Linked DNA regions of Homo sapiens: region 2 is linked to region 1. A link is a loop called in an ENCODE intact Hi-C map of the cell type or tissue named here. Cell type or tissue: PC-3. All regions are shown on one strand. Links, peaks and the distances in the headings refer to the core of each region. The heading gives the core; the rest is flanking DNA. Region 1 overlaps FSTL5 (follistatin like 5). Region 2 overlaps FSTL5 (follistatin like 5).

Region 1 (4,412 bases), core at 188-4,187:
TTAGCCAAAATTTGAATTTCATTTTGACCCATGAATGTTATGTCCATCACATCTTATCAGTTAATAAACCCACCAAGCAAAACATTTACATCATGGAAAGAGTAATGCTCATCATCAAACTAAAAGTTAGACCTCATTTATCCCATGCTGTGTTTGAGTTATTTCTCTGAGTGTCTTCAATATATTAACCTATATAATACTAAAATGACTTAATGGAATAGCTCTATTCTTATTTCTCTATTTCAGATGAAAAATTTATGGCATACAGGTTAAGTAATTTAATCATAGGTTCATAGATTTAAGAAATGGTAGAGCTAGAATTTGAATTTAGGTAGTTTGGCTAAGAAATCTATGCTACTTTCCAGCTTGCCAAGGGAGAGTGAACAATATTAATCATTGTAACTTACAAATTCTATTACAGCCCCCTGTTCCAAAAAAACATACTTTCTAGTCTATAAAATACAGAAACATAACTAAAAAATGTAGAAAGAACAAACACTTGACTTAATATGGAAAGTTTATCAACCCCTATCTTTATAGACTTTTTGTTAGTTTAGGATTTTTTTTGCAGGGTGAAAAAATAAAGAAATGCCCATTGTAATACTTTTTTTTTTTAAAGTATTTAGTATTCATGGGAAAACAGCAATTGAGAGTATCTTCAAAATCTACAATATTGGTCTACATCTGTGGTTCTCACATTACAGTTAAAATGCAAATTCTCAGCCCCAATCAAAACTTTATCAATCACAAACTCCTGGTATTTGGTCCAACAAACTGATTTAACAAGCTCTTCAGGTGAACACTCAAATTTGACAACCACTGATTTTTACTTCCAACAATATAATCTGGTGATAGGACCCATTTGGAAATCTAAAAAAAAAATTAACTCTCTTAAAGATGAGACGAGCCTAATTTTTAGCATTTCATGCCAAATGCAAAGTGTTTTGTTTTAATAATCTGTTTTAATAAAGAAAAAAACCCTAAAACATTAGAATTTCTAAACTGAGTGAAATGGGAAGAAAAGTGGAAGGTGAGGGGGAATTTAGACACATTTGAGGCCCAAGGGAAATTATGAGGCGCTAAGAAGTCGTTACAGTAAAGCCCTACTGAAAGATCAAAAAGGTAAACCCTATATTAGGTTTGATATTAAGACTACTTATTATTAAATGATTGCTCACAGTTACCGAAAAGCAAGGTGCCTAGATTTAGAAACTAACTGTAATACATACTAGTAGTGAAAGTGTGGAGGAGTCATTTGATCTTTCCATGACTTGGTGTTTTAATACAGTGATATCAAAACCTGGTTCGTGCATTTTTGAAATGATTAAATTACATGTGAAGAGCTTGCGGCAGTTTATAGCACATAGCTAGTTTGCCCCCTCCCCGCCGCCAAGTGTTAGATTCTCCTTTTAATGTAAACATAGCACACCACGGTAGTGATGAGTGAGTTATGAGAGATCCAATAAAATATTAATATTTTACTTACAACTGTTTTGAGTTTAATACTAAGTGGTATCAATTCAGTTTGAAGATATCCCTTTATGATGCCCTGATGTTTGCAAAGGAAAAATACATGAAAAAAAATAAAAGATTTTTGCCTGAACTGTTTTGATGCTAGAAGCAAAGAGATTTTTGACTCAAATTACTTTACTTTTTATCTCTATTTTTCACTTGACATCTTATTCACCTAGTCTGTATTTTAAAGTACTATATGACTTGCTTGACTCCAAAAAAGAAATGGGAAAGCAAGATCTAATGTATACAAGAAGATAACAACAGCCAATTAAAATTAATATTCAAGCAGAGCATTAATATATTTATTCATCATTACCATTTTATAAGACAACGGCTACATTTTCTTTCACAAAGGGGTAAAAACTATGACAATAGGTTGTTGAGTAAGTAACCAAAGATAAGTTCGTGAATGCTGGAGTTGGGTTATGAAATCAGGCAGTTAAACTACAGTCTGTGTATTTAACCATAGGGCTGTGATTCAAGCCACTTGAAATAAGGATGTTTACAAAGAAATATTGATTCATAGCCATAATAGCAATTCAAATATTGACATAACATGCGGGGCATCTGTTCAAATTTAGATTACCACATCACACAGATGTAGTACAGAATGCCATAGATGCTAAGATTACATTTAGCTAACTGATTATTCAAATAGTGTTGCCCTCTCTTAAGGCACTAATTATACATTTTCTTTTTAACACTGTGGTAAGATTCCTTTCTCATCTTCATCCTGACTGCTTAGTTCTAAGTTTAATTTCCATATGTAGTCTCTGAGGAACTGAAAACAGGTGATCTCTTATTTTTCCATAAGTGGCTAGAAAGAAGTTACAAAATCTTGCCTCTAATGATTAATTTCACATAATGGGATAAATATAGTTATACAAAACCCGTTCAAACCAGAGAGAAGCATGTCTAGAAAAGACCTAGAGAAAAATTTTGATATGACAAGTTAATGCCTCCTTTAGAATATAAGAACTACAGCAACTGTCACTGTCAGCAGCTTTCACCACATGGCCTGGCCAATTTTCACCTTTCATTATTTATGTCAAAGGACATTTCAGAGTCTTCATATAGTCTAAATTTAATTTTTTAAAGAGTCTTTGAAAAGAGAAAATCTTCCTCAAGCTGGCAGATGGAAATGAATATACAAAGACCTCCTTTTGTTCTCAATTGAGACAGAATTGCCCTGATTTCTTTACCTCTTAAGTAAAGCTAACTTTTAATTTAGATTTTGTTAGGTTGCAGTTTTCATAAATTACCCCTTCTAAGTGACTGAAACGTAATTGGAAATGTAGAAATTTCATTTCTATTAAGGTTGAGTGATGTTTTAATTCAGAAAGTACCATGAAACTTGTTACCTTAAAAAATGTGAACTAAAAACTGTGTAAGTAGTTATAATAGAGTGTTCTTCAGGAAGTATAAATATCTTTAATATAAACAAATATTTTTATGACTTCTTATAGGAGCCCACACAATCCCTTACAATAAAATTGGTGAATATTATGAAACATATTTTTGTCGTATTTTAAGTAGTTGACAAGTTTATCGTAGTCTATGTGGATAGATTAATATCTGTTTCTTTCAACGGGAGTTTGGAAGTACTAGGAACCATGACAAAATAATGACAAATGATAGTGAATATGTTTCACTAAGCAGCTTAGAGGTTAGTATTAGACGGTGAAAAGTGCTACACTTGTCATATTCTGAAGATAAAAAATTAATAAAACAGCATTTTGCAATCTCAGTCTTAAAAAATACTGTTGCAAACATCTTAATGTTTTCATTTTTGTTGTTCATGCATTTATTGTAAGGGGGCAAGTAGTTCTGGGAGGACAAGAATAGTACAAAACTGCATATTTCCTATATGAACTATATTATTTCTTCTCTTTAATCTTTTTGTGGCTAGTATCTAGCATAATTGGCAAACAGTAGGGGTTGTATTTAGGCTTATTTATTCATTCAATGCATATTTATTTTGTAGAAGAACGAATGGAGCCTGACAAAGTCGTTCTCAGCTTTATGCCTTCATGTGGTCTGGGATTTTCTTTAAAGAAAAACCTCCTTAGAGAAATATGAGAAAGAATCATCTTGGCAATTTCATGAGAGCCTTCTATTTTATCATTCTGTGTTCCTAATGGGAAAGCAAAATCCTCTTTTTCAGGAATTCTATGTCCTACATTTAAAATCTCTTATCTCTTATGTAGCCCTAAACATACTATTAACACTCAGAATTTTCAAGATGACTGATACATTCTTGTAAAACTGTAGGTGAATATTTTATTTTATTTCTGTATTATATATAAATATTTATAAGTATCTTATCTAGCTAATACACATAATAATAATAATAATAAAGCTTTTTGAGAAAATTGTCTCTACATAGTAGGCATTCTATCAAGTTTCTGGAACACCTGATGAGTTGTGATTGAAATGTGTGAAAGACAAATTAAAAAGAGATTCCAGTTGTGTCTCTATTACTACTATGCTTCCTTTCTCTTAGCAAATAAATTGCAGAATATGGAATTATTTGAAAATGTCTTTCTCCTGGTCTTCACAGTATTTAAGAATAGAATCTAACTTTATGATGATACTCAAGCCATGACAGTGGATAGAATTATTCAGTCATTGAAAAGTCTCATGCCTTTGTAATCTTTTAAAAATAGTTAAGTAATGTGCTATTCTGTTCATGAAAAGAAGCCTATTTTGATCTCTTTTAGTATTTTCTCCATTGAAAAACAATGGATTATCTGAATTTTCCTTCACATGTACCTGAAGATGAAACCACATCATACTTATGTTGCTTCAGTTATGTCTAAAATAGGTGCAGTCATTGGTCATGGAATGAAAGAAAATTAACTATCTCCTATAATAGTTAGTTCTGGGACTTTGATTAT
Region 2 (4,412 bases), core at 208-4,207, 220 kb before region 1:
CCTTGGTCTCCTGAAGTGCTGGGATTACAAGGCGTGAGCCACCGTGCACGGCCGCCTAGGTTTTCTTCCAGTGTTTTTATGGTTTTGGGTTTCACATTTAAGTCTTTAATCCATCTTGAGTTAATCAGGCAAGAGAAATAAATAAAGGGTATTCAAATAGGAAGAAAGGAAGTAAAATTGTCTCTGTTTGGAGATGACATGATTGTATATTTTGGAAACCCCATTGACTCAGCCCCAAAACTCCTTAAGCTGATAAGAAACTTCAGCAAAGTCTCAGAATACAAAATCAATGTGCAAAAATCACAACCATTCCTATATACCAACAACAGACAAATAAAGAGCCAAATCATGAGTGAAATCCCATTCACAATTGCTACAAAAAGAATAAAATACCTAGGAATACAACATACAAGGGACGTGAAGGACCTCTTCAAGGAGAACTACAAACCACTCCTCAAGGAAATAAGAGAGGACACAAACAAATGGAAAAACATTCCATGCTCATAGATAGGAAGAATCAATATCATGAAAATGGCCATACTGCCCAAAGTAATTGATAGATTCAATGCTATTCTCATCAAGTTACCATTGACTTTCTTCACGGAATTAGAAAAAAATACTTTAAATTTCATATGGAACCAAAAAAGAGCCGATATAGCCAAGACAATATTAAGCAAAAAGAACAAAGCTGGAGGCATCACGCTATCTGACTTCAAACTACACTACAAGGCTACAGTAACCAAAACAGCATGGTGCTGGTACCAAAAACAGATATACAGACCAATGGGACAGAACAGAGACCTCAGAAATAACACTACACATCTGCAGCCATCTGATCTTCGACAAACCTGACAAAAACAAGCAACTGGGAAATGATTCCCTATTTAATAAATGGTGCTGGGAAAACTGGCTAGCCATATGCAGAAAATAGAAACTGGATCCCTTTCTTAACACATTAGACTCTCCTTTTTCAAATTTAAAATAGCTCCTCCAACTATCATCATCACACTCATTTTTCAACAAACAAAAAGAGAAATAGATGACATATATCTTTTCTAGTATCATAATTGAGATATGAAAAACAATAATTACCTTCTCAATCCATTGGCCAAAAATTTGTCATAGAAAAAAGTTTCAAGGAGGACTGAGGAAGGTAATCTTTAGGTAGGCATCCATAGGCTGGCTAATATTGAGCTTCAATTACTGAGGAAAACTATCAAAATTTATGTGGTAGACCACAAATAGTCTTTTCTCCATACATAGTGACAAAATTAACATTTTTATGAGAAGTTATGATCCAGTCATATAAGTTCTTTAAATTTGTGCAATTGTTATAGGAAATCTATATCTTAGGACAGCCAAAAATAACACTTCTTTTTAGAACAGGGATTCATTCTCCTTTCTTGTTCTAGTGAGTATTTGCCATGTTTTTTTGGCAGAATTATGTACCAGACTCAGAGAACAAAATAGGTATTACTTAAAATTTCTAAATTTATTGTATGTAGGGCTGATGCTGTCAATATTAGTCATGTGTACTAACTTTCAGAACTTTTTACAAATGAGGGTCTTAGGAAAACTTTCCTCTAACCCATACAACTTTAAGGCCTTTAAGAAAATTGACATGATAGAGAAGGTTATGGTAGAAAACTTGTAACTTAAAACTTGTAAGCCATTTGCCATAAATAAACAGAACAAATATGAAATGAGTGTCATGAAACATTGGAAAACCAGCAGCAAAGGATGGCAATCCCTGAAAGAAGAGAAGAAAAAAGACAAAAAAAAAAAAAAAAAAGGAAACAAGATGTGGTGTATAATTGTCTTGGCTTTCTTCCTGGCGGCATCCATTGACATTGATGCAGAAAGAGAGAACTGAAAGGTCTCACTGAACTAAGGATACGAGAAGTTGGAATTCACAAAAAGTTGCCAGCTGGAATTTTTAGAGAAGAAAAGCATAAAGTAGAGAACTCTGCAGAGACAGCTACGGGAATCTAAATACAGATCTGCTGAGGCTTTGGCTTAATGCCTAGGATGAAACTATTCAAAATCAGGCAAAATTTTATGACTACGGAAACCACTACAATCAGGGAGCTTACATTTAAAAGCTACAAGAGCTTACACAAGGATAGGTGCCATATGAGTTGGATTAACCAGAATGGAGAGACTTAACTGAAAAAAGCAGACTAGGGAGACTTCATAAAACATCTCATACTGCATATCAGAAGGAGAGTGAAACAGATCCCACTGTAAAGGCTACTCTAGACAGACTCAAATATAGTTTTTTTTTTCTTTTTTAAAGTCTCAAAAAGATTAAACTGATGCCTAAACAAAACTCAATGCTTCGGCAAATCTATCCTCTCAACAATGTTCAGCATTCAATACACAAATTAACAGATGTGAGAAGGAGTGGAAAATATGACTCATGAGAGAAAAATGTCAGCGAATAGGAAGAGACAATAAATTTCAGACATGATAAAAATTGCAAGCAGGGACTTTAAGTAGCCAGTATAAATAGGTTTAAAGATTTAAAGGAAAACACAAATACAATGAAAGAATAAGTAAGAATTATTTTTTAAATAGAATTTATGTCGTTGAAAAATATAATATCTAAAATAAATTTAGGAAAAAGAACTCTGGTAGAGAATAACAGCTGATTAGACATACAGATAAAAGAAAAAATGTGACCTTAAAGTCAGAGCATAAAAACTATTGAAAGTGAAGTACAGTATGTACAAATGTTGAAGAGACAGAGAGAAAAAAAGGAAGAGAATTCAGTGATTTATGAGAAAATATCAATCAGACACACATACCTATAATTTGAGTCCAAATGGATGGAGAAAACAGAAATCTATTTGAAAAAAATAATGGCCAAACGTTTATTCAAAGGTTTTAAAAATATATATCCCAAAGTCCAAGTAGCTGAGTTATCTCTAGCAGAATAAAAATCCAAGTAAAGAAAAGCAAACCAAGGCTTACCATATATAAATTGCTGATACCCAATGATAAAGAGAAACTCTTAAAAGCAGTCAGATAAATGAAAAAAAGAGACTAGAAATACTAGAAATACAGCAGATGTCCTGTTAGAAACCATGCAAGAGCAACCCAGAAGACAATAGAACATCTATAAATTGTTGAAAGAAAAATAAAAACCAAAAACTGCCTACTTAGAATTTAATATCCAACAGAAATATTATTTAATTTAAAAAAAAGTAAAAATATCTTCATACAAACAATGGCCAAGAAAATGTATCAGGAGCAGACCTGAACTTCAAATTATTAAAGCATGTTTATTAGAGTAAATGAAAATTCAGAAATTCAGTTTTACATGAAAAAATGAGGAGGATCAGAAATGCAAATGTTTTGTTCTCTTGCCTAATTTTAAAAACCTCTCTGAAAGATATGTAACTTTTAAAGCAAAAATGGAACAATATACTGTGTGTTTTATAACATACGTAGAAGTTAAATGTTTGATAATATTATTACAAAGGATGAAAATGGCAGAGATCAAGGCATGCTGTTTTAAGGTTCTTTATACATGAAGTAGTAAAACATTATTTAAAAATACATGACAATATGTTAAGTTTCATATCGTATGTGTGGCTTATAGCAATATCTGACAAAAATTTTAAAAAAAGATATAACTAATAAGTCAGTAGTAGAGATAAAATGGAATTCTAAATGTTATGGAGTACACCAGAAGTCAGTACAAAAAAGGAAATATTGAATAAAGAATGAATGAGGCTGGGCACGGTGGCTCACACTTGTAATCCCAGCACTTTGGGAAGCCGAGGTGGGCATATCACCTGAGGTCAGGGGTTTGAGACCAACCTGGCCAACATGGTGAAACCCCCTCTCCATTAAAATATAAAAATTAGCTGGGCATGGTGGCAGGCACCTGTGATTGCAGCTACTTGGGAGGCTGAAACAGGAGAATTGCTTGAACCTGGGAGGCAGAGGTTGCAGTGAGCCAAGATCGTGCCATTGCACTCCAGCCTGGGCGATGGCGCAAGACCATTTCAAAAAACAAAAACAAACAAAAAAAAAAAAAGAAAGAAAAAGAAAAAAAGAAAAAAAAATGGATGTGATCATTTGAAAATGGATTGCAAAACCCAGTGAGAATAAGCCCAGGATACAAATGTTTAAGTTACCCCAAAGTCATACATTTTCAAGGACTTCTTTCCCTGAAAGTGACCATAATAAAGAATCAGGGAAAAACTTGGTTCTTTGGACTTTGCATGTAGTTTAAACTTTTGGACTTTCTTTAGACTTTAAATTATAAGGGCAGAAGAATTTAATTTTGGATATTAATTACTTTGGACTAATTTTTTGGAACTTTAATCTCTTCAGTTTTATTTCTCTCAGAATTTAATAATTAGAACATTTATATATTAATTTTTGAACATGTCTATATTCTT

The links. A loop is a pair of places that touch in the nucleus more often than their neighbours do. Peaks named below come from ENCODE experiments on the same cell type or tissue, not always from the same donor. Only the 100,000 strongest peaks of a DNase experiment are listed, where the experiment ranks them.
Region 2: a loop joins it to region 1, with 4 times the contacts of the local background. A loop is called at or near these places in 1 of 110 quality-filtered maps.

Annotation. Positions count from the first base shown.
Region 1 is chr4:161,797,871-161,802,282 of GRCh38, forward strand. The region is part of intron 4 of FSTL5 (follistatin like 5); the gene reads right to left. Among named protein-coding and RNA genes, the nearest start is that of FSTL5-AS1, 220 kb to the right of the region's middle. In PC-3, for the core only: no CTCF peak of the experiment used is centred there; a DNase peak (open chromatin) is centred at 1,991; H3K4me3 peaks cover 929 bases; H3K27ac peaks cover 894 bases.
Region 2 is chr4:161,575,700-161,580,111 of GRCh38, forward strand. All of the region lies in intron 8 of FSTL5 (follistatin like 5), which reads right to left. Among named protein-coding and RNA genes, the nearest start is that of FSTL5-AS1, 440 kb to the right of the region's middle. In PC-3, for the core only: no CTCF peak of the experiment used is centred there; no DNase peak of the experiment used is centred there.